3 separate regions of the Homo sapiens genome follow, and all the other regions are linked to region 2. A link is a loop called in an ENCODE intact Hi-C map of the cell type or tissue named here. Cell type or tissue: MCF 10A. All regions are shown on one strand.

Evidence for each region. Peaks named below come from ENCODE experiments on the same cell type or tissue, not always from the same donor. Only the 100,000 strongest peaks of a DNase experiment are listed, where the experiment ranks them.
Region 1: a loop joins it to region 2, with 16 times the contacts of the local background. A loop is called at or near these places in 5 of 110 quality-filtered maps.
Region 3: it touches region 2 in a loop (25-fold over the local background); 3 of 110 quality-filtered maps call a loop at or near these places.

What each region holds. Positions count from the first base shown.
Region 1 is chr5:165,877,213-165,885,212 of GRCh38, reverse strand. No RefSeq gene overlaps it. Among named protein-coding and RNA genes, the nearest start is that of LINC01938, 640 kb to the right of the region's middle. In MCF 10A, CTCF peaks have their summits at 3,549 and 3,755; no DNase peak of the experiment used is centred here.
Region 2 is chr5:165,626,237-165,634,236 of GRCh38, reverse strand. No RefSeq gene overlaps it. Among named protein-coding and RNA genes, the nearest start is that of LINC01938, 390 kb to the right of the region's middle. In MCF 10A, a CTCF peak has its summit at 3,837 (motif pointing left); a DNase peak (open chromatin) is centred at 3,816.
Region 3 is chr5:167,213,067-167,221,066 of GRCh38, reverse strand. All of the region lies in intron 2 of TENM2 (teneurin transmembrane protein 2), which reads right to left. Among named protein-coding and RNA genes, the nearest start is that of TENM2-AS2, 86 kb to the left of the region's middle. In MCF 10A, a CTCF peak has its summit at 3,741; no DNase peak of the experiment used is centred here.

The DNA.
Region 1 (8,000 bases), 250 kb before region 2:
TCTTTCAACTAAAATTTTGTGCCCTTTGACAAACAACTCTCTGTTTTACCCAATCTGAGCCCCTGACAACATTGTTCTACTCTTTGTTTCTATGAGTTCAACTTTGTAGATTCTACGTAGTATCAAGATCCTGCATTGCCAAAATGTGTAGGCTATCCCTGACGTCTATAGCAAATGGCCATACCCACACAACTGAATGTTTGGAATTACAGATTCCCAACTGGTAATCATGGGTATTTGAAATGAGTTCTTGGTCTTGGTGTAGTTTCAAATGTTCTTTTTCTTTTCTTTCTTTTTTTTTAAAGAACGTTCACGAAATTAGAAAAAGCTTATTTTTAATCCAATCTAACCCTTCTGCAATGCGAGCGAATTGTTTGGAATGATTTGAAGACAAGGGAAATGTATTAGGTGAACTTTGGATGATCTTGGCCATCTGTTTCTCTGCCCCTGAGAGCGGAGTTTCCAGGAGTCACTCAATCATTCGAACATAGGAACTTAAATAGAAAAAAAAAAAAAACAAAAAAAAACCTAAATAAAATCAGTTGTCCTTAACCCTGTCTTTCTTTCATTCTCTCCAGACACCCCCCTCCCACCATGTATTCCCCACAACTGCCACTCCTTATATTTCCTTGGATAAAATCATTGCAGTTTGTGATGCAAAATAATGATCCCTTGCTTCCTGGGTTTGCAATTTTAACCACACAAGCTTTTTAAGTTCAAGAGGCAGAATCAAAAGGCATTTTTATTCTATATTATAATAAATGTGAATATCAAAAGATTCTCCCAGAGTTGTGTGACTGCTGGCATTTGTAAAAAGTCAGAGAATCTTGGAATTGAAAGAAGCAGAAATGTATTTAGTATTTCATTTGACTCTTGATGCAGAGGGAGAGAGGGAAAAACCAAATGATAAGCTGTGTTGCAAACTTATACATTTTTTTTTTTTTTTTTTTTGTGAGACACAGTCTCACTCTGTCACCCAGGCTGGAGTGCAGTGGTGCCATCTTGGCTCATTGCAACCTCCACCTCCTGGCTTCACGCCATTCTCCTGCCTCAGCCTCCCGAGTAGCTGGGACTACAGGTGCCTGTTACCACACCTGGCTAATTTTTTTTTATTTTTAGTAGAGACAGGGTTTCACCATGTTAGCCAGGATGGTCTCGATCTCCTGACCTCGTGATCTGCCTGCCTCAGCCTCCCAAAGTGCTGGGATTACAGGCGTGAGCCACCGCGCCCTGCCACATTTCTTTTTACATGATGTGTTTATTTTTCTGGGATCTAGATAAATGACTATGGATGTTGGAGGCCACACAAACGTTTCTTGTGATTAGGTACATCTGAAGCCTGTTAGTAATAATATGAACCTGTGATTAATTAAGCAGCTGACCAATCATTACCTCCTCTTCCTTGCTCTTGTTACCCAATAAATAAGAAGGGCTGTGGAAGCTCAGGGGGACTGCCTTTGCTCACTAGAAGCAGGGAGCTCTCTTCTTCTTTCCCATGCTAGCCTTTTCTTTAAAATAGTTTCTTTTGTTTTGTGTTATCATTTCTACGTTCGTCCCTTCATTCAGTCTTGTAATGATGGTCTCAAGCAGTAACAGTAGTAACTGCTGTAATGCTCGTCTCAAGTAGTAACCGGGGCAGTCAGCCACAAGTGGCACCTGAACAGGGACTATCAGGGACAAACAGAGACTTGAAGAGACTTGAAGGGACCTGAAGAGGCCTTCAGGGATAAATAGAGACAATAGAGATAAGTAAGAGATAAGAGATGAGATAAGTAGAGACAAATAGAGATAGGCAGGGAAAGACAGGGACTTGCAGGAACTTGTGGGAACTAACAGATACCATAGGGACAGAAAGGGATAGATAAAGACTAGCAAAGACTAGCAATATAAGGTCAGTGCCCTAAAGAGGTACAAAAGTAGAGACTAGTAGAGACTAGCAGAGACTAGCAGAAACTAGCAGAGATTTGCAGGGATGGACAAGGACAGACAGGGACAGATAGGGTCCTACAGGGACTTGACTGAGGCATTTTTTCTTAAGATGGCATAATAAAGCTAGGCCAAAAACCAAACACAGACTCTGGTGCTGGGGACACCCTACTTGGCCCAAAGAGTTACCTTTGAGCTTACTGCTTAAGCTCTGTGTCTGCCACGCCTTGACCAGCTTACAAAACACTCCAGTTCTCAATTTAATCATCAATAAAATAGAGACAGTGACCCAGGTCCTGAGGAATTCCAAGGAGCATAGAGCCATCCTAACCACTCTTAAGCCAAATCCTTTAATTTTGTAAAGATTGGAGACAGGGTTATCACATGTTTACCTCACATTTATTTGGCTACTCCTCAGCACTCTTCATGAGTTTCATGGATGGAAACCAATGCTCCACTCACAGCTGTCAAATAACTGTCCCTGAACCCTGCTCACCAACTATTTGGACTGTAGATACCAACAGCCTTAGCGTGTGTTGAAGTACTTGCTACACTTGCTAATAAATAACCTCTTTATTTGTCTGATTGAAAGGATCAACCAAGAAAATCCACAGCCCCTACAGCCACACAGGTTTTCTTTTAGAAACGTTGGGTTTAAGGATGATTCTATTTATTAATACGAATGAACATTTCTTTAATTTGCTTCTTGAAAATTATTTAAAATAGTTGTCAAGTCACTTGTTTATAGTAGAGACTGTCGCCTATATGACATAACGAGGCTTCAGTGGTGCCTTTTTGCCTTTGTTTTTTCTAGAAATAAATCCCCTGCTAATATCTGGCTTTCTGCTCTGGGTTCATCTCACATCGCCTCCTGTAACTGGCTTGTTCTTTTCAGATGCTTGTTTTATGACACAAATGATACTTTTCTCTTTAGTTACTGTTTATTTTTAATAATGCAATAAAACCACACCTATAAGGAAAACCAGTACCTTGACAATAACTTAAATGAACTCATAAAGTCCTTCATCCTGTTTCCCTGCCTCCCTGAACTGGAGGTAACCATTATTCTGAATCTTATGTTGACAATTCTTTTGGGGAGCGTGTGTATGTGCATGAGGTCTCTTAATATAGCATATTTTAAAAAGTAAATTGTTTAATTTCAGTTGTTTTAAACTTGATAAAACGGTATACTATACAATCTTTTAAAAGTTACATTTATCATTCAATGTAATTCTAGAATTTATGTTTTTTAAAAAGTTGAATTTTTTACTGCTACACAGTATTTTACTGTTGTATAGGTTTGTGCTTTTGCAAACAAAAGTTTAATCCATGAATTAAGGGAGTTGTTTCTAGTAGACCAAGAGAAAAACAATAAAAATTAGTATAGTACATTTTTTAAGGTTTTGGTCTTCTTTAGGAGAACTCTGTGAAACGAATGAAGTTGTAAGCATGTTGCTTTAACCTTCTTTTGTGCTTAGAGGCAGCCCAGTCTGCTGAGTGGTGAACTTTCCGGGTTCATATTTAATGCAGACGTTGCCAATCCTCTGAGGCCAGCACTGTGAAAAATAGTTCTACTGCATCGCTTTACCTAAGCCTTGCCTGTATAGTGACAGGCTGTGCATCCCTCCTGTATAGACATGCCTGATTTAAGTAAATGTGAGTGAGGGAGGGATATGCTATAACGCCTTTCAATATTAGGACCACAGGTTTGTTAGAGGTGACATTATGGCTTCCATTTTTATGTTGCTTCCATTTTTATGTTGGGTAGCGATTATTTGGCCTGTGGACTCCTAAGAGAAAAAACAAAGAAACCAAACCACTAGAGGTCCTCATGGCTCCCCATTTCCTACCCATCTTTAAAGTACAATTATAGTGAGAACAATATGTGGTAGGGAAAACAAAAGATATTCAGAGGTGAGTATTTCTTTGCAGGAACACTCTAGTCTACTCTCATCCTGATGTTCCATCTTCAGTGAATTTCAAGAGTTACACTAGGATATTACTTTTACTCCAGATGCCATTATGCCTAAGAAAAGTGTTTATTTCTTGCCTAGTATCATATAGTAGCTTATTTTCTTGCCTTAAAAAAAAAATGACAACTGATATTCCTGGAGCATTTACTATATGCCAAGAATCATGGTATTTTACATGTATTATTTCATATATTACAACAACTGTATGAAATGAATATTATTATTATGATTTTACCATTTTACAGATGAGAAAACTTGTCCAAGCTCACATGTGAGCTCTCAAAATCAGGCTTTAATTAAGGTTATCGTATTAAATGTGATTCAGTCACTTTTAACTGGTGATCTTTTTACTCTTCTTACTCTTTATCATCACTTATTATCTGTTGACAATGAGCTAGAGATTTCCAACCTTATTATCCTTATATCAAATGGAATAATACCTGAAAAGATTTATATGTATAGACATGAAAAGTTGCCAATGAAATAATTTCGAAATATGTGCAATATATTCTTATGCATGTAAAAATAAAAAGTATTTATTTACATAACTGTACAAATATATAATAAAGATTATAAAGGGGGGTTACTCTTTTATTTTTTTCTTTTTTTTTTTTGAGACAGTCTCGCTCTGTCACCCAGGCTGGAGTGCAATGGCACGATCTCGGCTCATTGCAACCTCCGCCTCCCGGGTTCACACCATTCTCCTGCCTCAGCCTCCCAATTAGCTGGGACTACAGGTGCCCGCCACCACGCCTGGCTAATTTTTTGTATTTTTAGTGGAGACGGAGTTCCACCATATCGGCCAGGATGGTCTTGATCTCCTGACCTCATGATTCACCCGCCTCGGCCTCCCAAAGTGCTGGGATTACAGACTTGAGCCACCGCGCCCGGCCTAAGGGGTTATTCTTTGAGAAGACAGGAACGGAGTGGTATTAGAGTGAGATTAAAAGGAAAAATCCACTTTTTATAATAAACGCTTTTTAAAATTATTTTTTATATAAGCATTTTTTCTGGTCACTAAAAAGTCAAAATATAAAATATGTAGGCCTATCAAAGATTTTTAAGTTTGTAACACAAAACTAAAAGGGTGATAATCAAAACTGACATTTGACAATACTCTTCCAAATTCTCCCAACCTCACATCTCATACAAATTTAGAAAGTAATTTATTAATGAATGGAATAACAAAATTGGAAAATGGGAATATGATATTAATGAATGAGAAATTCTGGAGACCTTCTGAAAGAGAGTGGAATTGGTAGAACAAAATGATCAAAGGCAACTGTGACCCCAAGTATACAAAGTAAAATATTCTCGTGAATATAGAGAAGAACCATGCTCAGTGAGTGAACACTGAAGGAAAGGCAACCACTGAGCAAACAAAAAAACAACTAATCACAGAGCCACCATAAGAGCTTTCACAAGGAGCCCCTGTGCCAAGCAAAGGAATTAGCCATGGCAAAATATGCCCCAAGTATGATGCAGTAAGAATTGGCACTGGGGCAGGAGAGGCAAGGAAAGGTCCTGCACAATAATGAATTCAGGCAGGGCAGGGATCCATATCCAACTAGAAACATCAAAACATCATCTTTTTTAGCAGTTCTCATCTGAGCATGGCTTTGATAAAAGCAGAGGTTCTCAAATAGAAGAATGAATAGAAAACCAAAGATTCTCAAATATTTGAACAAAATCAAAACCATAAAACAGAGGCAAAAAGATCTGAAAATGGAAAGATTAATATCTCAAAGTTATGTTAATTATAGTAAGTATAACTGACAGAGTCAGAGGGACTTAAGAGTCAGAGGGACTTTAAATCTTAAAAAAGAGAAAAAAAATAGTATCTCATTGGTAAGCACATAGTCTCAAAGTAGGCGTCACAACAAGTAAAGGAGACATTAAATTTTGATCTCTTTGGCCTTTCCTGTTCTACATGTGAGATAGGGGTATAGGGAAGGGAAAAAAAAACATGATTGCAAAGGTGCAAACCTGCTTCTTGCAAAAGATAGGCAATGCTTCTCCAATCATAGCAAGGTAATACACTTTGCCTCTTCTGAAATACAATAGTTTTCTCTTCTTTAATCACCTCTCTTCACTTGAGGACGAAGTCCATTCCTTTAGCTTACTCAGGGATATTGCCCCACAATTCTATCTTTCAAAAACCTTTCTCTAACGACCAATGATGATGAGCATTTATTCATATGTCTGTTGGCTGCATAAATGTCTTCTTTTGAGAAGTGTCTGTTCATATCCTTTCCCCATTTGTTGATGGGGTTGTTTTTTCTTGTAAATTTGTTTAAGTTCTTTGTAGATTTTGGATATTAGCCCTTTGTCAGATGGATAGATTGCAAAAATGTTCTTCCATTCTGTAGGTTGCCTGTTCACTCTGATGATAGTTTCTTTTGCTGTGCAGAAGCTCTTTAGTTTAATGAGATCCCATTTGTCTATTTTGGCTTTTGTTGCCATTGCTTTTGGTGTTTTAGACATGAAGTCTTTTCCCATGCCTATGTTCTGAATGGTATTGCCCAGGTTTTCTTCTAGGATTTTATTTCAAGTCAGTTAGAATGGCGATCATTAAAAAGTCAGGAAACAACAGATGCAGGAGAGGTTGCGGAAAAATAGGAATGCCTTTACACTGTTGGTGGGAGTATAAATTAGTTCAACCATTGTGAAACACAGTGTGGTGATTCCTCAAGGATCTGGAACTATAAATACCATTTGACCCAGCAATCCCATTACTGGGCATATACCCAAAGAATTATACATCATTCTATGATAAAGACACATGCACATGCATGTTTACTGCAGCTCTATTCATAACAGCAAAGACTTGGAACCAACCCAAATGTCCATCAATGATAGACTGGATTAAGAAAATGTGGCACATATATACCATGGAATACTATGCAGCCATAAAAAAGGATGAGTTCATGTCCTTTGCAGGGACATGGATGAAACTGGAAACCATCATTCTCGGCAAACAATCACAAGATCAGAAAACCAAACACCACATGTTCTCACTCATAAGTGGGAGTTGAACAATGAGAACACATGGACACAGGGAGGGGGACATCACACACCGGGACCTGTTGGGGGGCGGGGGGAAAGGGGAGGGATAACATTAGGAGAAATACTTAATGTAGGTGACGGGTTGATGGGTGCAGCAAACCACCATGACACTGTATACCTATGTAACAAAACTGCATATTCTGCACATGTAACCCAGAACTTGAAGTATTAATAAGAAAAAAAAACCTTTCAATTGTCAACACAGCCTCATTTCAAGGAGTTAACAGCAACTCCTTGGAAAGAATAATGAATATGCCTTTGTTTCTATTGAACTCACTCCATCAGGCTTTCACCACTGTCATGAACACTGGTTAACTCTTGTCACTGTCACCATATAGCAAGTTCTCCACATTGCTAAATCCAATGCAAGCCTTCCAGGGCTCATCTTATTTGATGGACTGCATTTCTTAGGGCTGATTCCTCCCTGCCTCAAAACCCTTGCCTTCCATGAAATCAGAATACCCTGACTCTTCCCCTTCTTCATCGGACACTCTGTCTCAATCTCTTTGAATGGTTTCTCTTCCTTACCCCAGCAATTAAATGTAGAAGTGCCTAACAGTTTCACTTTTCAGTTTCAGCTCTTCTTTCTCTGCATTCTCTTCTTAGGTGATCTTGTATAGTCTTGGGGGCTTTTTCATACTCTCCAGAAAATCTCAAATATTTATAGAGTCCAGATGTCTCCCATGAGCTACGGACTCCTTTATCTAACTGCTATTTGACTTTGCTCTAATACGTGTTACTGGCTACTCAAATTTAAGATGCCTACAAGTAAACTTCTGATTTATCTCATAAAAACTTGCTTTATCCACAGATTTTTCTGAGCTCAGATCATGGAAAATTTTGTCCTTCCATTATTCGGGCAAAATCTTTGACATCATCCTAGAATTCTCTCTTTCCCTCTCACCACACAACCAGTCTGTTTGCAAATCCTGATTCTACCCTCAAATTCAAGCATTTTTCACTACCTTGAATGCCACACTCTTGTCTAAGGCACCTTTAAGTCTCCCCTAACTTCCTAATTGTCCTCTTAGTTGA
Region 2 (8,000 bases):
CCTCCTAAAGCTGTGCCATGGGTGTGTCTTTGACCTTGGCAAAATAAAATTCCTAAATTGACTGAGACTTGACTCAGATACCCTTTGGTTTACATTGACTTTGATGAAAAGAAGCTATTTAATCATAAGCTTTTAAAAGGTATTCTTTAAGGTCTTTTCGAGGCTACACATGGATGAAATTTCTATTCTAGCACGGTTTTCTGTAGCATATTAAATATATTTTTCAGCCACAAAATGGGATGATGATATGGTTTTATACAACCCTTAGCAGCTCTTCTAATTTAGTGGATCGGGTCTAGTACGTATTCCTCTGCCTCCACTGTTTTATTTCATTCAATTACAAGGAAGCATTCTTTCTAACCCTATGTATCTAATAGTAAGTATTCTGCCTAAATAACATAAGGCAAAATTTCCACCTCAGAGTAAATTCGAAAAAGAATGAAACTATAATTTTGCCATCTATCTTACACAACAATAAGCATAGGTGCTTATGTTTGTGAAGCACTATACACAACTTTCCCATCCTCTATATCCTTTGAATTCATAAAGACCCTGAGGCAGGAAGATCAGGCCCAAGCGTTCCCATTTGGCTGATGTCATAGAGCCTCATATAAGGCATGTGACTACACCAAGATCACACAACTGAAAGGATGCAGAGTAAGAAACCACACCACACATTTTCCACTACATTTGCTCTCTTTCCTCTTCCTGACCTGCATGACCTCAAAATATACAGGTCTGTAAGCCAGAGAATGCAAGAAGACTCTGAATCAACATGGTGTATTTCCATTTCTCTCTTCAGTTTACATACCTAGGTTCCTGGTTACAGGTTCATTTCCTGTCATGAGACATGCTTCCTTGGGAACATGTAAGCAGCTTGGGTATCATGCTTTCTCACAAGCAGAGAGAAATCCTGGCCATCCTGCCTCCATCTTCCTTTCTGTGTTCTCCACTGGGGTATGCAGACTTAGAAAAATGAGAAGCTGATGATAGTGACACGAGAAATGGAGCTGGTTTTGATTACAAAATGAATTATATGAGAACTCAGTCACATGCAGGTTAATATATAATCCTTCAAAAATGCAGACGATTTGGCAGTGGTGGTTTAAATTGTGTGAAACAGTTTTCTCTATTGTCAAACTTCTTAGAGACATCAATGTGGTATATGTGTAATGGATTCTCTGTAAAGTACAATATGTAGTATTTCATTGTACTTTGTTAAAGAAAAAATTAGTCTGGCATCTGTTAAAATGATAAGGAAGGGTTATTCAAGATTCTAGAGTATTGCAATGGGGGCATTGTGACAGGGGATTGAGATTGAGTTCAGCTTCTGATATAGGAGAGGTATCTTAGGATTTATAGCCAACAAGCAGAGTGAGAGGGTCAGTGAACGAAAAAGCACGAAGATGAGACATCAAGGGTCTTAGCAAGATTATTGCTGAAATCAGGCCAGGGCCAGGGTAATCAGATAACAAAGGTAGAGAATTCTTTCTTGCTTTTTTTTCCTTTTATGAGACAGGGTCTCACTCTAACACCCAGGCTGGAGTCCACTGGTGCTATCATGCGTCATTGCAGCCTCAACTTCCCGGGCTCAAGCAATCCTCCCACCTCAACCTCCTAAGTAGCTGAGACCATAAGCACATTCCACCAAGCCCAGCTAATTTAATTTATTATTATTATTTTTTGTAGAGACAGAGTCTTACTATGTTGCCCTGGCTTGGAATTCTTGCTAAACCAACTTAGCAGGATTCTTGCTACAACAGAACTGGGTGGACAGAAGACAGGAGTGGAACCAAGGTCCAGGCATACTCGAGAAGAGAGCTCAGAGAACCCTAACTAAAGTTTGGTCAAGGAGAGAGTCTTTTTAAATGTACTTGACGGAGAGCCCTTTTGGTGGGCCTTTGCTTTGGATTAGTTGCCACAGAATACATTTTGGAAGACAATGCCCTAGTACATTTATCAGACAACCAGACACACCTTAGACATTGGTCTGCATTGATTCTACTTGCCAGCCTCAGAATAGGTGATCCCAATTTAGAGACACAAAGTTATCCTCGTGTCAGACTATTAAGATTACATAGGTAGGGAAAATAAACAATAGATTTAGCTTGCCTTTTGTTCATCTGAGATTCCTTCTAGAAGAATCTTTATTTTTCACTTATTCACTGAATAACTCTGGGTAAGCCACTTAACCTCTGGGTCTTCAGTTCCTCATTGGTGTAATAAAAAGGTTTAACTGAATGATCTCTGATGCCCTTTCCATCATAAAATAATACCTATTACGTTTTCTGTGCTTCTGTATATCCAATTAATGTTTTACAAAGAGCAGATTAAAATGATCAGTTTTCAGTGCCATGGGCTGGGGAGAGGAACAAAAGATTTTAGACAGGAGAGGAAGGCAAGTGTCAATTTTTGATCTCTGCTGACAAAAGATGTATTCATTCTGGTTACAGAGAAATTTTCTCCAAAGTAGGCTGGATGCTTTAAAAATAAAGGAATTTGTTTCAGGATGTAAAACTGAGGCACAAGCATGAAACATAAGTCCTAAATGAACTGTAAATAGGGGATATTCACATTTCTCAATGAGAAGGAAACTATGCCATATCTGCAATCCAGTGGTGTTAATTCATCACAATAAAAAAGAATGTTGACATGCAAAGTCCTGTATGAATAAAGGTGTAGACTTTTTTCTTTTTCTTTTCTTCTCTTTTCTTTTCTTTCTTCCTTTTTCTTTTCTTTTTTTAAAAGACAGGGTCTTGCTCTGTCAGCCAGGCTGGAATGCAGTTGTGCAATCATAGCTTATTGCAGCCTGGAACTCCTGGGCTCAAGCAATCCTCCCACTTGAGCCTCCTGAGTAGCTAGGACTACAGGCATGCACCACACCTGGCTTATTATTATTTTTAATTTTTTTTTGTGTGTGGAGGTGGGGTCTTGCTATGTTGCCTAGGCTTATCTTGAACTCCTGGCCTCAAACAATCCTTCTGCTTCGGCCTCTTAAAGCACTGGGATTACAGGCATGAGCCACTACACCCAGCCAACATTCAACTCAATGAATTAAATTTGCTCGGAAAGCTTATTTGAAGGAGAGAAGTTGGTGAGTGAATTTCCTCATGGAAGGCCACTCTTTTGTCTTTAACTTTCAAAATCAACATCTCACATTTACAGTAGGAATCCCTTACTTGATCCTTTTTTAAAAATGTTAATTAAAAGTGGAGAAAAACATTCACCTTCACGCCTGTTTATCAATGTAGGTATGGATAGACATAGATGAATTTTTTAACTCAGAAGCAAGATTTAAGGCAAAGGCACTTACACTCACACCCTCTTGTTTCTGTAAAAAAAAAAAAAAAAAAAAGGTTACAATTTGATTACCATTTTATAGTAAAATCCAGAGTTACAGCTGGAAGTGACCTTCAAAATAATTTCCTTTAACTCCCTCATTTTACAGATATGAGCATGGAGTCTCAGAAAGATCAGAGTCCACAGCTGGTGAGTGGCAGAGTTGGGCGCAGAGCCCCCACTTCCTGACCCTGGGTGCAGGGTGACTTTTGACTCACCATAAACCTAACAGGAATTAGGCCAGCAATTCTTAGAAGGCCTAACACAGGACTCACTCGTGGAATCAGCGTGCATTTGTCCCATGGAATTTGTTATCTCCAATTGTGTTCCTGTTATGGGATTTGTTGTCCTGTTTTCTGACTCCGCACTTGATTTGCAATTCTGGGCTATAGCAGTATGCTTCCCCAGAGTACTGAGCAGTGGTCAGTGAATTTAATCTGTCTCTCGCTGTGATCTGTGAGCGAAGTTGTTACAGCTCCACCTAGTGGACAAATTCACAGAGAGGGGAAATTGCAAAGGGGATGCTGCCCGCTGAGGACGAATCTGCAGGCGAGAGGGCAGAACACATCACAGAGAGGTTAAAGCTGCAAAAAGTTGTACTGACAACTGGCTGTAAACTAAAGGCTGTTGTGGAGAAATCAAAGTATAATTATTAGAGAGGGGGAGAAAACATCAGCTTTCTCATTACTTCAAGGACCTCTAGAGATTTTTATAGCTTCTGGAGGATGCTGTTAGGTATGAAGAAGGACGAGTCAGAGGATGGAATTAATAGAACTCACAAATGAAAACTAACTCTTGGAATTTTTCTAAAAGTGCACACAGGCAAAATTTACTCAGCCTCGGGTGTCTGACTGGCCCCCAAGATTTCTTACGGCCCCAGTACAGTAGAAAGGCAGATGCTGAACGGTGGGCTCCAGTCTTCAGCCATAGTTAGTTAACCCCCTCTGCCCTCTCAGGTTCATAACACGAGCTCTGGGCTCAGTGCTTCAGAGGATCCCTTGTTAGTTTATATTCACTGTCTGTCTTTTGTTGTCTTTCTAAAGAGACATGACCAGAAGCCAAAGGATTGAGTTAATATTACACCATCCCTTGAAAGCAGAAGTAACACTGTCTCTAAAAAATATAAGCCCCAGAACATAAGTGCTATATGTGTGTCTATGTGTGACACACATAGACAAAAAATTAACCATCTCTCAAGATAACTGTTCACATTGATTCCTTCCCCGCTTCTCCTCTATACCCCTTTCTTACATCTTAGCTTTCCATTACCAAGGATCCCAGTAGCTTTTATGGTATTAATTTCCACTCTATGCAAACATCTCTGGGACATATTGCTCCATGTTAAGTACAACTGCTTTCTGAGAAGAACTGACAAAACAACTGCTGCTGATTTTCCTTTATTCAAATCAAGTTTATCTTTTTTATCTTCTTATCAACATCTATACAGTATGTTTTGAAAGCTTTTGCATCGATAGCAATTTTAAGAATGTCCTTGACATTAATGACTTCTATATTTGATCTCAGATCACATTCTCTTCTGAAGAAAGTGTATAATGCTCTAAGGCTGAGTTGGCATAAACATTGCAGAATCACAGGTAAATGACACCTGGAATGCGGCATACATTCAATAAATACTTATTGAATTGAATTGGAAAGACAGTTTGTGTTTTAATAGATGTGATTTGCATGGTTCCTCAGGCTGGTGGTTGAGCAAATGAAGTGAGAACCTCAGAGAGCCAAGACCTATACCTTATTGCTAACGACTTTGGAGTTTGTGATCAGGAGCTCAGATCAAGCCAGTTTTGGCCCTAATTTGCTATGTGAACACAAGTAAGTTACCTGAACTCTTTGCAACTCAAAGTCAAACTGACTACAAGTTGAGAAGAGAAAGAAGAGTATATAATTTAGAATTTTCTGGTCCTAATAAGACATGTCGAGTTCTTAGCATAGTGTTACAAACAGTATTGCAAGCTCTTGAAGAATCCTGGCTATTTGTAGATGCTAGATTGAGGAGCTGAATTTTTTTTATCAAGAAAGACTTCTATCAAAGGCTTCTCTTAGAAAGGATGGTAAAATAATGAGAACAGAGGTAATTGACCAAGGATTATGGATTATTCAACTAATTATAAAGTACTCTGATGAACTTCTTTTTTTAAAGCAAATATTTGTATGTGACATGAGTGTGAGAAAAATACGTAGGCAAAAATGAACAAAACTTTGCATTAGACATTAGAGACTAAAAGAAGCTAAAAATGCACATTACTGGCCGGGCGCGGTGGCTCACGCCTGTAATCCCAGCACTTTGGGAGGCCGAGGCGGGTGGATCATGAGGTCAGGAGATCGAGACCATCCTGGCTAACAAGGTGAAACCCCGTCTCTACTAAAAATACAAAAAATTAGCCGGGCGCTGTGGCGGGCACCTGTAGTCCCAGCTACTCGGGAGGCTGAGGCAGGAGAATGGCGTGAACCCGGGAAGCGGAGCTTGCAGTGAGCCGAGATTGCGCCACTGCAGTCCGCAGTCCGGCCTGGGCGACAGAGCGAGACTCCGTCTCAAAAAAAAAAAAAAAAAAAAAAAAAAAAATGCACATTACTAAGGGAAAAAGAAAAAATACATAACAAAGTAGCAAAATGCCCGTATCACAGAGAAAATTAAGAAATCTATGAAATAGTTGCTGTTGGGCAGAAAGAAATGTGTAATAAATTCTAGATACCAAGAAAGAATGTTAAAGACAGAGAAATCTGGAGTAATTTGCGTTGAGTGGAGGTGTCAAGGACATCTCACAGGATAGAAGTTTTGGAACCAGAAGCATTACATAGATTGGTAGGGAAAAAAAAATCAAAGGGTATCTGGGAGGTTTGTAAACATACCAGCCATGTTTACTGCGGAAGTAGGTTGTTTAAGAGATCGATAAGGGAGATCCCTTGGCCTGGAATTCCATGCTTACATAGTTGCTGCTTTCATAAACCAAACATTGTGGGCAGTAAAGGGATGCAATTTGAAGTCGTGATTTGGTCAGTGTGGTAGGCAGAATACTGGCTCCCCAAAAGAATGCTCGCATTGTCATCTCCAGAACCTGTGACTGTGTTATGTTACACGACAAGGAGGGATTAAGGTCGCAGATGGAATTAGGTTTGCTAATCAGCTCACCCTAAAATTAGATTATTTGGGGTTATCTGATGGGCCCAATGTAATCATAAGGGAAAAAAGAGGCAGAAAAATTATTGTCAGATAGATATGATTTAAGAAAGTGCTGGGTTTGAAGACAGAAAAGAGCAGTGAGCGAAGGAATGGTGAGTAGCCATAGAAGCTGGGAAGGGCAAAAAAACATTTTCTCCTAGACTTTCCAGAAAGAAATGCCGCTCTGCCAACATCTTGATTTTAGCCCACTGATACCTGTATCAGATTTCTGACTTGCAGTCTATAAGATAGTACATTTCTGTTGTTTTCAGCCACTGAGGGTGTGGCAATTTGTTAACAGTAGCAATAACAAACGAATACAGCCCACCTTTCTTGTTCCAAGAGAGTGAATGCAGGAAGCCCACACCATTGGAACATAGTTGTAGCAAAACACCTAGATGGGATTTAAAAATAAAGGAGGTGGAATTAGAGCAGAGAGGATCCTTTTTTTTTTTTTTTTTTTTTTTTTTTTTTTTTTGAGACGGAGTCTCGCTCTGTCGCCCAGGCTGGAGTGCAGTGGCGCGATCTCGGCTCACTGCAAGCTCTGCCTTCCAGGTTCACGCCATTCTCCTGCCTCAGCCTCCCAAGTAGCTGGGACTACAGGCGCCCGCCACCACGCTCAGCTAATTTTTTGTATTTTTAGTAGAGACAGGGTTTCACCATGTTAGCCAGGATGTTCTCGATCTCCTGACCTCGTGATCCGCCAGCCTCGGCCTCCCAAAGTGGAGAGGATCCATTTTAATTGCTAAGAGTTGAAGTACCTTCTGTCCTCCTAAGAGCACCCCAGAATAGGCTTAACCATCCTCAAGGATAGGCTTTCAGGGGATGCGCTGTCAGCCCCTCTCATTACGTGCTCATGGTGACCTGTGAGTTCAAGAATCGGGGCAGATAATTTTGACAAAACGCAACCAGAGAGGCTGACCCTGGATGTCCCAAGAAGGAGGACTTATATATAGTAACAACAGCAGTAGGAGGACGCAGTCATCAAATGCATAGAATTTGCAAATTGTGGGGGATAGGAATGTAGCCCAGTCAGAAAGGCAAAGGGAACAAAGATTGCAGAATTGGGCCTTTCTTCTTTCCAGTGGAAAGAGCTCAGCCACCGTGTGTAGAAATTTTGGAAGGAAAAAAAGTAAAAGATTTAGGTTGGATTAAGTTTTAGTAAGAGAAATAAATTGACCAGCTAGAGTCTATTAAAATGCCTGCTCTGATTTACTTCTGGGGTTTATATACCAGCTTCTTTTCTCACAAACTCAGGGCTTTATTCTCTTAAAGCCCAGAGAGATTAATCTGTAAAGCAGAAATAACAAAAGGACCTATGTTATAAACTTATTGTGAGAATGGTACCTTGTCAGGCACTGAGCATAGTGTCTAGCACAAGATAAACTATTATGATTGTTGCTATTAGATCTAGCTAAAAACTCTCATGAATACACTAGACAAGAGTGATTCATAGTTAAAATTCTATTTGCATTTTAGAGCT
Region 3 (8,000 bases), 1.6 Mb before region 2:
CACCTGAGATCAAGAGTTTGAGACCAGCCTAGTCAATATGGTGAAAGCCCATTTCTACCAAAAATACAAAAAATTAGCTGAGCATGGTGGTAGGCTCCTGTAATTCCAGCTACTTGGGAGGCTGAGGCAGGGGAATCGCTTGAACCCAGGAGGCGGAGGTTGCAGTGAGCTGACATTGAGCCACTGCACTCCAGCCTGGGTGCAACAGAGTGAGACTCTGTCTTAAAAAAAAAAAAATGTGTATGATACACAGAGGGCATTCAATAAAGAGCTGTGACTGAGGTTCTTATTCACTTGTTTATTTATTAGATTAGTATTATCATCCTCATCTTTCAGACAAAGAAATTAAGAGTCCAAGAGATGATGTAATTTGCCTAAGGTAACAAAGCTGACATGCAGCAGGGCTGAGATTTGAATACAGTCCTCTCCGGCCCTTATGATTGCGCTACCAGTCATGCACCTATACGTGATGCAGAAACTCTTTAAGAACATAGGTGCCCCTTGCAGCTCAGTGCTTCAGGTATCACACATTGATTCTTATTTGGGATCTAATAATCTAATAGGTTTATTATACATGTGAGCAGTAAAATAAAATGAGCTATGTCCTTGTTTTGGCTTATAAAATACACAGTTTAAAATAATTTAAAATTTTACATCGTCTACTGTATTGTGGAAATATCCACAAGTTGGGTTCTTAGCTTCCTTGTGACCAAAAGAAAGAGGCTAACACTATTGGCTATAGGAATCATAGTGTCTATAAGTGCCAAAAACGAACAAACACACAAACTAAAAACCTTGAGTTCTTAATGGAAGGATTTAGTCTCATACCAAGACTTAAGAGTCTCCTCCCAAGAGGATACCTCTTAAGAAAGAGGTATCTTCTAAGGCCTCTTTTGCAGCACTGACTTTTGGGGAAACAAATGTTGGTGTCAGTACCAGTATAGTTCAAAGGGCCAGCAAATATCTATCTGACCCAAACCCTTGCACTGCGGAGGCCTGGTCCATTTAGAGGTGTGGTTCTCTTCTGTATATACTCAAATCATATCTCCTTTGTGTGGAAAAATAAGATTTCATGCACAATCAAGTTTATCTACCTCAAATCAATAACAGCATTAAAACAGATATAAAAGAAATACAGTTAACCAATTTAAATATTATTGAAAGTCTTGTAGAACTACAGATATGCTGAATGTGAAATTTCCTAGTTGAAAGGTGTGTTGAAAGCGTTTCAGGCAACACTAGAATGCTTTCAAACGATGTGCAGCCACTTATGAAAACTATTCAGGTGCTTTCCCTAATCTGAAAGGGAGTGCTTTTTCATAGCATTAGTTTTATAATGAGCCTTTTCAGGCAAATTTCAAAGGGTGCATGGTTCACATACTTTAAACTAAATTCACTCATAATTTAGCATCCAACAAAAGCTAATGCTTAATTGTCTCTAAAGAGGCTATAGAAGGAAAACATTTTCCTTATTCACAAACATAGGGCTAAACAGTGGAGCTTCCCTCCATTAACATCCCTCCCTAATTTTCATAAGAACAATGGCCCTGTAAAGAGCTGGTCACAAGGAGGCTGAGACTCCCTGGCTTTGCACAGTATTGCCTGTTAGCACTGGTCTGATCACCCTCAGGGGTAACAACTTCAACAGGGAGGCTAGAAGGGATCAAGATTTGTAGTATCTGTTAACATAGGGGTATCCACGTTTTGTTTGTTTTGTTTGGTTGGTTTTGTTTTGCTTGTTTGTTTGTTTGTTTGTTTGTTTGTTTTGAAATTGGGTCTCACCCTATCATTCAAGCTGGAGCACAATGGCGCCATCATAGCTCACTGCAGCCTGGGACTCCTGGGCTCAAGTGATCCTCCCATCTCAGCCTTCCAAAACGCTAGGATTACAGGCATGAGCCTCTATGCCCTGCATATCCAACAGTTTACTATTGGCTGAGGACTTGAGAAATGTTATTTCAATTTGTTGAGCCCCACCTAACTTCTTCAATCTCAAAGAGAAGAGGCTGTGTTTCTGATTTGACAGACAGTTAATTATCTGATTTGATGTACAGTGATTAATAGCACAGACAGACCCAAAAAAGCCAGAGGATTGGCTTTACAATCTTTGCTACTTCCTATGTGACATTGGGCAAGTAAATTCAATTCTCTGTGCCTCAACTGGCTCATCTGTAAAACAGGAATAATTAGAGTGCAATTCTTCTAGGACCACAATGAGTATTGAAGAAGTTCATATACATCAAGAACTGAAAACGATACCCTTGTTTTGCCTAAGGAAGTCCTATGTGTATCTTAATTACCATTATACTTCTCATTATTATTACATTCTTCCCAACTGTCACATTTTGGGTCTCTTGGAAAAGCAACAAGTTGTTTTCTTTTATTCATTTATTTTTTCTTTTCTTGTGTGTCTTTCATTTAGTAACACCCCTGGAAAGATCTTCAGATGCTTCATTTTTCCTTTCATGCTAGAACTTTGCCAAGCTGTTAAGGCACAAATGTCTTTTGAGATGTGTGGAGTTGGAGAGAGGGGATCCTTTTAAACAACTGAAACCCAGAAGACGGCAGCTCCCTCACAAGATAGCATGTTAAAATACAATGTTTGGAGAAAGCCCTTATGAAAACACAAAAACTTTTTGAGCCTACCTAATTCTGAGAAAAGTGTAGAAATAAGCAACCAGGAGGGGAAAAAAAATTTAAAAATTAAAAAAATTCCCGCTCTCATAAAGCTTTTAAATTCTCAAGCAATATTCATAATTGTGACACTTGGCACAATTTGATAGGATCTTATATTGATTCTCAGATTTTAAGACAACAATCATTACATTATTATCTTCAGCCTAAGCAGTGCAGCATAACCTCCTAATTAGGATAAAAAACAGAGCCAGGAGCAACCCCGGCAAGTCACAACAAGTCAATATTTTTAATAAGGATTAATTAAAAAAAACTCTACAAGGTTGTATTAGAGGCAGTTCTGGCATGTCTATTGATTAACAGTTGGCATTACATCTCATAAAGGGCTCATTATGGAAAGCATCAATCTCAGTGCGATGTTTTACCCCTCTTAAATACTATTGATTTGTTTTGATGTGTTTTTTTAAGCACAGTTTGGGAACTGTGAAGATTGAGACCTGGGTCCTGCAATAGCATTGTGCATCACATGGAGGGGACATCCAATAGAAATGGCAAAGAGGACTAATATCTTCTGTTTCGTCTCATAGTCGGCTTCTATGGACTTCCAAGGCTGGCAGAGGAAACCTGCTCGTCCACCTTCTCCACTCACCTCTCTTTCTTTTATATATATATATCTGTCTCACATATCACATATATTATATATATATATATATATATATCACTCATTACATATATATTATCATTTTATATATATAGGAGGTTCATATGCAAATAAACAATGCCATTTGGAAACCACTTCCATTGCCCTTCCAAACACTGCAGCGCTAGGAATCTGCAGGAAGATAGCACAGCTCGGCCACAGGTGCCTGCAGCTTATGAATATGCAGCTCTGACATTTGAAACTCTTCAGCAGATTTCACAACGCCTTTCTTCATTGACACCAATTCACTCCCAATCACAAGGGTTTTCAAGTAAATAGCGTTGGTTGGAAGCTGCTGCAAATACTTCCTAAAGTAATCTCAGTCCGTGCTTCTTAAGATTGCAGACTGATCCCCTTAATAATATTTTAAATACTGAGAAACCTCAATTCTTTTTTTAATAATAATTGTTTTAAAAGTCTGTGTGGTTGATGCTAGGTGGCAGTGCTGTGTAATTAAAACTCCAAAGGATTCTGCTGGAACTTGTGACTACAGGCCACTTACTTTTCTGCACACACAATCAGAAGGTATAATTATGAGGCAAATATATTAGGAACTCATGGTTCTTTCTTAGAAACTCATTAAGAAACCATGACAAAGACTTTACCACTTGAAGGTCAGTAGTTTTCAAAAAGAACCTAAAATAGGACAAATCTATGTATATATGTTATACATTTTGATGACCAAATTAATATCAATAATTTATTAGAAAATGTAATATTCAGATAAAACAAATTATATGTTTCTGTTACTGGTGAAATCACATACATACAGTTTCATAAAGCTTCACTGGTGTCTTTTTTTTTTTGAGATGGGGTCTCACGCTGTCTCCCAGGCTAGAGTGCAGTGGTGCGATCTCGACTTACTGCAACCTCCTCCTCCTGAGCTGAAGCAATTCTCCCACCTCAGCCTCTCAAGTAGCTGGGACTACAGATGTGCACCACCACACATGACTAAGTTTTGTATTTTTAGTAGGGACAGGGGTTTCACCATGTTGACCAGGCTGGTCTCAAACTCCTGGCTTCAAGTGATCCAAGGGCCTTGGCCTCCAAAGTGCTGGGATTACAGGCATAAGCCATCATGCCTGGCCCCCAGTAATTTTTTAATGATGGGAATATCTAAGATATCTGCTATCTGGCTGCTATACTGTAGCCATTCCGGGAATAATTCATTGTTTTAGATGTCTACGGAAACCTAGTATTCAGGCTAAATATAATGTTAGGTATGATGGGGAGACAGTGGTGCATAATTTATGGCCCTCATACTCAAGGATGTTGCACTGCAGAAGAGGAGACTAAATAGCAGACAGACAATGTGGAATGTAAGTGTCAGACTTGCAAGAGGGCACACAGCAATCTGGACAACATGACTCAAGATTGAAAGACTCTGACACTTGCCTCTGTTCCTTCTTCCTCCTGGTGATCCTTTCCCCATAAATAATCTGTGAAAAAAATCCATCCAATTACTTTTTGTCTGAACTGAATTCCCTCCCATAGAGTAGGTGGAAGCAAGGCTGGCCTGGGTGGAGTTCTAATGGGGACTTTGAAATGTGACTGCCTTCGCTTTCCATTCTGGCTCTAGCCTTTACTAGGTGTATGACATTGAGCAAGCGACTGAACCTCTGTTAGTCCTATCACGAAGGAAAGTAACACTGGACCTACCTCTTGTGATTACTGTGAGGAATAATGAGTACAAGCTTGCCTTTTGAGGTGATAAAAAGTAAGTTCTAAAATTAGATTATGGAGACGGTTCTACCACTCTATGGATACATTGAAAATCACTGAATTGTACATTTTAAACAGGTGAACTTTATGATAGGTAAATTTACATCAATAATGCTGTTTAAAAAAAAGATCAATCAACTGTGGTATACAGCATAGAATACTATTAAGTAGTAACAAGGAAAGAATCATTGATACCTGAAAGTAAAAGCTAATGTGTATAAAATGGCTTGGCCCAGTGTATACACTGAAAATATTAGCTTATCTTTTGGCCCTTCAACCACAGGTTGCATGATCTTAGGAAATTCACTTGGGACACTGGGAAAGCCTCTTCAGGTCTCTATTCCTTCTCTGTAATGTAAGACATTGGACTACATCCCCTATGATTGCTTTCAGTTCCGAGACTATTTTAGATCCCAGGAAATGGTTTCTGAGTCTTCCTAAACTCTTCCTCCAGAGTTTCCCCTTCCCACAGGGCACAGGCTCAGTATATGGTTGCTGCCTGGGAGCTCCCTGCCTCTTTCAGTTGCATGTAAAAGCTATTTTCCACCCAAAGATCCATTCTTACTTTTGTTCACTTTATGGAGCCTGGACTGCATTTGAGTTGTGGAACAAAGAGAGAGAATATCATAATATAAAACAGTTGTCTTCAATTTTGCCCGCACGTTAGAGTCACCAAAGCTACTTTTCGAAAACATATCAAAACTCACATCCTGCCCCACACCAATTAATTCTAAATCTCTGGTGGGCCCTAAACAATTATTATTTTTCAAAAGCTTCTCAAGTGATGTCCATGCACAATGAAGGTTGTGAATCACTGCTAAGTAAGTTCAGAGGGAGCAAGCTCGCCTAGCTTTAGCAGGGGGCAAGAAGCACTATATGAACTGCATCTTGAAGGGCAGATAGAGATGGATGTACAGTTATAATGAGGGAAGAAAATTTCTAGGGAAGGCAGCACCTCTGTTCCATCTTATTCTAGAAGATGAAAAATTCCTAGAGAGAACTATATAAATAATCTAGGAAAGAAGGAGAAAGAAATATATTCGGAAGGGATGGTAGGTAATCAAAATCCAGGCCAGGAGATTGGCAAGCAAAAAAACTTATGACTAAAGAAAGGGACAAGATGAAAATACACTGCTGTGGTTACAGTTCCAGGCAATATGCGGAAAGCCCTGTGCCTAAGATCTATGTCTGTACAATAAGGCAAATCTGTCTGCTGCTAAGTCAACTGCAGTGAATTCATCTTATTCATTCATCGGGTCCCTTAGTCTTCCTCCTCTGCTCCAAGTGACACCATATGTATTGCCAATCTCTAATCTAATCCCAGGGTCCATCATTGCTAATCAAATCAGAATGTCAACTCTACTTAATTGGAAGCCCCATACACATTTTTCTCCTGCTCTTAGAAGAACCGAGATAGATAGCTGAAGACTATTGGTTACATACCCAAATCAAATATTGTGACAGCGACATTGATGTATAGACAAAAAAGAGAGCTGGCTAAGAAAAGAAAGGGGAGAGTCTTATATTTTGTGCCTCTGAATTACCAAAAAATGCAGGAAGGTTCTGAATTGTAATTTTCATTAGCTCGCAAAAGGCTTGATGTGCCTCTGGATAATTAAGGACTGGCCATATTTCTATAGAGATCTATTGCCTATAGATCCCTTCCATGGTATGTTATAGGCAGCTAGCACCACCTTAGAAAGGTTACTTGTTAAATTTTCAGGAATTTCATGAGTTACTTGACTTCAGCCTGAAATTGGTCATGGTAGGAGTATATGCAATATGAAAATGGGGCAAATGCTGTAAATCAGGGCTCTTCCAATCCCAGAGTACATTTTGAAACATTTACCATCACACGACAGTTTCAGAACCACAGCTTTGCCCAACTCTTATTGTTTGTAGACTACAATGGGAATGGCTTTCCCTGGAAATCACCAGACAAATTTTTCTTCCCATGTTGATCGACATTATGGTCCTGTATCCCTTTGCTGATGTTTTCTGAGTAGAATAGTAGGACAATTATTCCACTTCTGTCCAAATAATCAATGCCTGTAAAAATGGCCCATAGTGGCCAACTTGGCAAATCGTTGGCCATCAGCTTTGCAGTGGTTTTCAAATACTAATCCATAAGTAGGTCATTTTTATACAAATTGCAATTCCTGAAGACCTCACATATTTCAAAACTCATGCAATTAAAGGTAAATTTTCCCATAGGAATATAGATCTGCAACCATTAGTAGCACATATTTGTTTTATATACACTTTTAATTTTCTCAATATTATTTGTAATATTTTATAGAGGCTACTCATCTAAATGAATAATATAAGCTACATTAGTGGTTGTCAGATCCTTCTCACAAAATTATCATCACATGTAACCTGCTTTTTCATGTTAGTGATTTTAAGGAGCATTTTTCAACATGAATGACAGCACTACCATTTGCTATAGACTGAATGTTTATGCCCTCTGCCTTCATACGTTGAAACCTCACCCCCAGTAGATTGGTGTTACTAGGTGGGGCCTTTGGGAGGTGACTGGGTCATGAGGACAGAGTGCTTACGAATGGAATTAGTATCTTTACAAAAGAGACCCTGGATAACTCCCTTACCCCTTCTGCCTGGTGAGGAGACAGCAAGAGAAACCAAGATGTCAGCCCCCACCAGACACCCATCTTGTACTTCCCAGCCTCCAACTCTGCAAGGAAAATTTATGTTTTTTATAAGCCACCTAGGCCATGGTATTCATTTACAGTAGCCCAGCTGAGACATCGTTTAATGACTGCCTTGATGGCGTATATACAAAATATGTAGCAACAGTGAACATTACAGAGGCATAGCAATAATTACCAAAATTATTTGTATGTAAAAAATAGTGTGATTCCACGATACGAAACACCAGGTATTTGAAATTACTAAGTAAACTAGTTTAGCTGGTGTTAAAGAT